Linked DNA regions of Mus musculus: region 2 is linked to region 1. The links are chromatin loops, found by intact Hi-C in ENCODE. Cell type or tissue: left cerebral cortex. All regions are shown on one strand. Region 1 has its middle 15 kb from the start of Gm29681. Region 2 overlaps Tyw1 (tRNA-yW synthesizing protein 1 homolog (S. cerevisiae)).

What was found. A loop is a pair of places that touch in the nucleus more often than their neighbours do. Peaks named below come from ENCODE experiments on the same cell type or tissue, not always from the same donor. Only the 100,000 strongest peaks of a DNase experiment are listed, where the experiment ranks them.
Region 2: it touches region 1 in a loop (4-fold over the local background); 10 of 42 quality-filtered maps call a loop at or near these places.

What each region holds. Positions count from the first base shown.
Region 1 is chr5:131,428,851-131,431,350 of GRCm38, forward strand. No RefSeq gene overlaps it. Among named protein-coding and RNA genes, the nearest start is that of Gm29681, 15 kb to the left of the region's middle. In left cerebral cortex, CTCF peaks have their summits at 891 (motif pointing left) and 1,503 (motif pointing left); a DNase peak (open chromatin) is centred at 1,486.
Region 2 is chr5:130,266,478-130,268,977 of GRCm38, forward strand. Tyw1 (tRNA-yW synthesizing protein 1 homolog (S. cerevisiae)) reads left to right here. Exons shown (of 16, transcript NM_001015876.2): 4 at 506-607; 5 at 1,418-1,612. Among named protein-coding and RNA genes, the nearest start is that of Tyw1, 11 kb to the left of the region's middle. In left cerebral cortex, CTCF peaks have their summits at 405 (motif pointing right) and 1,061 (motif pointing right); DNase peaks (open chromatin) are centred at 375 and 1,047.

The DNA.
Region 1 (2,500 bases):
GAACCCTGGCTAATTATACCCATCTTTGTCTGCCTCCCTCCATGGCCTCTATATCTGGTCCTTCTGCTCTGGTTGCTTCTAAAAGCTTGTGTGTTTTATGTCCTGACCTGGCACTGTCTTTGTCTCAACTAAGTTATCTCACCCTGGGCAAGACTTTTGTGAGAATAGGAAGCAAGATATTGCTATAAAGCACATATTTAGAATTCCCCAATGAGGGGCTGCATGCGTGGCTCAGTGGTAGAGCCCCTGCCTAGAAATCCCCAGTGAAGGGCTAGGGACGTGGCTCAGTGGTAGAGCTCCTGCCTAGAATCCCCCAGGGAGGGGCTGGGGGCGTGGCTCAGTGGTAGAGCCCCTGCCTAGAATCCCCCAGGGGATTCAGCTCCTGCTTAGGGGGCTGTCCTTCAAATGATCAGTACTTCCTGAGCTTCTACAAGGCTCTGGGTTCCATCACCAGCACTGCACGGAAATAATAGCTAAATACTCTGACTCTTAACATTGTAGTTAACTTCCATTAGCTGTACAATTTAGTAAAACTCACTATAGTAGTTCCGCGCATACACAGACGTGTCATGATGCCTCTCTCAAATCCCTTGTGTATGCTTCTTAAAATTGATTAGACAGAATAACCCCTGCACCTCCCCCACTGTTCAGGGGAATGGAGAGGAGGCTGCGATCCTCTTCGTGACTGAGACAGTCTCTGGGAAGGGAAAAGCACAGAATTTGGAAACTGGAGGCTAAATGTTTCTGGGAGCAGAGGGGTAGAGGTGCTGTGTGGGGTGAAGGGTGGGGGTGAGAAGTGGGGGCAGGGGTGGAGAATGAGGGTGGGGGTGTTAAATAGAATGTAACCAGGCAGTTTAGCCACGGCTCTCAGCGCCCTCTAGGGACCACACAAGGTTTTTCTTGGCCCAGTCCTGGAGGGTACGGAAGATTCTCAGTGATCTACAGGGATACTACGATGAGCAGTTGTCTGCAAGGTTGCAAGTGAGCCCTCTGAGCTCCAGATATTTCAGTGAGATCCATGTATGGCTCCCTGGTTGATGCTAGCTGTATCCCACCCTAGCTAGCAGCTGCGGCCTCACTCCCTGCCTCTCAGTGCAAACGGTGAAGCACTTTGACCTTTCCGTGGATGACAGAGGAGATAGCCTGGCAGTACGTGAAGGCATACTTCCTTCCGGGCCTTTTAAGGGGTCCTTTAAGGAAACTATTATGTCAACCCCTCCAGTTTAGAGAAAGCAAACAACCTAGAGTCTTCAAAATAAATCGGTAGAAGGGAGGGGGGCCACTGCGAATAGAGGGAGAGGAGGGACAGAAGAACAAAGTGGGAACACAGCAGGAATTCGGTTAATGGATAGGCCTGACCTTTGGAGAGGTGGGTCGGAGGTGCCTTCACCTTCAGAGCGGTATCCTTCCTGTCCAGGATTTCCAAGTTTGTCCAATCACCTGCACATGGGCACCACCTGCCAGGTTCAGCTAAACTATGTTCTCATGGCTCCCTCTGGTGTCCACAGCACGCAATAGCAGAAGGCCGTTTGCTTCTTTGGAGGCAGACCATGGTGTAACCTAAGCCCCTTTGCTATTTGGGGACTTTGCTATGGCTCGATTTTGCAAGCTCTTGGTCTCTTGATGAGAGAAATTAAAAATTGTCTCAGGAGGAAGTTTGATGATTTTGTTAGCGTTTGAGAAAGCAAAACAAAACAAAACAAAACATGATTCCAGCTGGAGCTGAAAGGATAAAGGTGTCGAAGAGGACAGAGAGCCACAGCAACGGAAGTCTGCAGTCAGCTGTACATGGTAAGGGAGTCGCCAGAGAAACAAGAAAGACCAAGTATCAGCATGCTTAAGATTTGAGCTGGTATTTTGTGGGGGAGGGGAGGAAGAAAAGTTACCCCTTTTGAGTTAGAACTTGACAGTGCGGGTGCTTACGGAGGGAGGAGCTTCTAGAGAGGATGAATAAGTGTGTCGTGTCTTTAAGGGGATAATTATTCCTCCCATCTCCCCAGCGTGCTTCCGGGTCACTCGGCTTTCTTAAGGAGTGGTCTCCTAGCCAGGTGAATGGCAGTCACACTGGATTAACTCTTAGGGGAGTGGATCACAGTATACAATGTCTAATTCTAGATTTAAATCACAGAGGAAAGCCGGTCGTGGTGGCACGTGCCTTTAATCCCAGGCAGGCGGATTTCTGAGTTTGAGGCCAGCCTGGTCTACAAAGTGAGTTCCAGGACAGCCAGGGCTAAAGACTTTGGGAGTCTCATGGGCTTCTTTCGTCCCTCTTCCCTCCAGGAAGGAGTGTTTCAGCGCCAAAGATGTCACAACCCACGAGTGAGACTCTGTCAAAGAGAAAGAAAGGGAGATAGGAAGAAAGAAAATGTACTGAGAATCTACAGAGAAAGTTTGGAGATGTTGATCACTTGCATAGTTTAGAGAGAGGAGAGGAGAGAGTGGGATTTTTTAAAAGTTACCCTCTGGGATTTTGGGGGATCCCCATCAGAAAGGTGAGACA
Region 2 (2,500 bases), 1.2 Mb before region 1:
CCGGTCCTCAGGCCTGTGTAATAATAAGCACTGTATCCACTGAACTATTTCCCCAGTCTAAAATAAATTAAAAAATTAAAAAATCTTTTATCATATTTGCTTATTGTGTGTATGTGTACAGAGAACAACTTGTGGGAGTTGGTTTTACCTTTCTACCATGTAAGCCCTAGGAACCCAACCATCAGGCTTGGGGAAGTGCCTTCCTCTGTGTACGAAGCCGTCTCACCAGGCTCCAGCTTCTATGTCCAGTCTTGGCATACTTTTTCTATGGGAACGCGACTCAGTGGCTCATCTCTGTCCTGGGCTTGAGAACACTGTAAGCAGAAGATAAGAATAAGAGTCCCCTCCCCTGTTCACAGTGATGACATTCAAGGCAAAGCTGCTGAAGAAGCAGCCACCACAAGGGGGCGCCATGCTCCCTGGCAAGCGGGAGCAAACAACAGCCGTGCTTTCTTTATTTGGCACACTGAAGGGTTTGTCATCTTTTTTTTTCTCTCTTTTCTAGGGATTTGCAGTGGTTCTTGCCAAAGCTGTCACCTCTCTGGACCTGCCTGTGGCCATTATTAATCTGAAGGAATATGATCCAGATGACAGTCTGATAGGAGAGGTTGGTAGTTGTCCAAATTTGGGGCTGTAGAGATGACACAGTAGTGAAGAGCTCCTGTGGCCAGGTTCCCAGCACCCACATTGAGCCGTTCAACAGCAGTCCACAGTTCCAGCTCTGGGGAATGTGATGCCCTCTTCTGGCTTCCTTGGCACTTGCACTAGTGTGTACACACACACACACACACACACGCTCACAATTCAAATAAAGATTTAAAATTCAAATTTAATTGACCACCTGCCCTATGGGGTGAGTAGAATCTTTAGAATAATTAAAAAATTTGTGCTGAGCCATTTCAGCTGGAAGCTTTCTTACTGTGCGTGACTCAGGCACTTGATTTGTCTTTTGAGTTGGGATCCTGCCCTGTAGCCCTGGCTTGGCCTCAGACTCACAGCAGTCCTGTTGCCTCTGCCTCCTGAGAGTCCTGGGATTCCTGGTATACCACTAGGTGGAGCTGTGAGGGCCTGCACTCAAAAAGCAAACTTCACTTAGACAACCCTGTTTGTTATTATTTTTTGGAGGTTTATTATGCCTTTTTATTTTTGTTGACTGTCAGCATTTCCCTGCTTGTGTAAGTGCACCATGTGCATGCCTGGTGCCCATGGAGGCAGGAGGAGGGCTTTGTTGAGTCCCCTGGAACTGGAGTTATAGCTGGTTCTGATCCACTGTGTGGGTTCTGGGAATAGAACCCGGGTTCTCTGTAAGAGTGGCTGGTGTTCTTAACCACGGAGTCCTCTTTCTGCTCTTGCTTTGAATATTCTTGTAGTCATGTTTGCTTCTAATATCCTTCTGACATAGCACTGCTTCATTCAGATCACTAGTAAAACCGTCTGTGCCTTCCTGGTCGCTACGTACACGGACGGCTGCCCTACAGAGAGTGCAGAGTGGTTCTGCAAGTGGTTAGAGGAATCAGCTAATGATTTCCGCTTTGGCAAAACTTACCTGAAGGGACTTCGCTATGCAGTGTTTGGCCTGGGAGACTCTGCCTACCGGAGCCACTTCAACAAGGTGGGTGTGTGGTGAGTTATAGGACTAGGTCCTTCCTTAACCAAAGGACAGAGAAGGTCTCCCGAGAACACATTATGTGTGAGAACTAACCGATGAACTCTGCTTTTGTTATTTTTTAATTTTTATTTTATGTGTGTGTGTTTTTTGCCTGCACGTTTCTCTGTGCACCATGTGTATGCCTCGTCTCTGCGGAGGTCAGAAGGGCTGGATATCAGGGAACCAGAATTTCAGACATGTGGGTGCTAGGAATTGAATGTGGGTCCTTTGGGAGAACAATCAGTTCTCTTAACTGCTAAACCATCTTTCCAGCCCTAATAATAATATATTATTACATTAATGTTGTTTCTTTTATGGTGCTGATGATGGAACCTAGGCTGTCGTGAGCATGCTAAACAAGAACCCTGCTGCTGAGCCATGCCCTCAGCCCCTCACTGGGTGATTCTAGGCAGGGGCTCTACCACTGAGCCACGCCCCCAGCCCCTCCCTGGGGGATTCTAGGCAGGGGCTCTACCACTGAGCCACGCCCCCAGCCCCTCCCTGGGGGATTCTAGGCTGGGCTCTACCATTCAGCTCCATTTTTCAGCCAGAATAATCTTGAGCTTCTGATCTTCTTGCCTCATCTCAGAGTTCTGTGAGTGAAGCTGTGTGTGCCACCACACCTAGTTTATACAGTGCTGAGGACTGAACCCTGGGTCTCCTGTGTACTAGGCATGAGCTCTGTCACTGAGGTATAGTTCTAGCCTTTTCATTTTGGAGCAGAGTCTCATAAGTTGCCCAGGCTGGCCTTGAACTTACTGTATAGTCCAGGGGAGCCTTGGACCTGAGATCCTCCCACCAGGCCTGTGCCACCAGGCCCAGTGTGGAGCTTGAAGATTGTTATTTGGACCT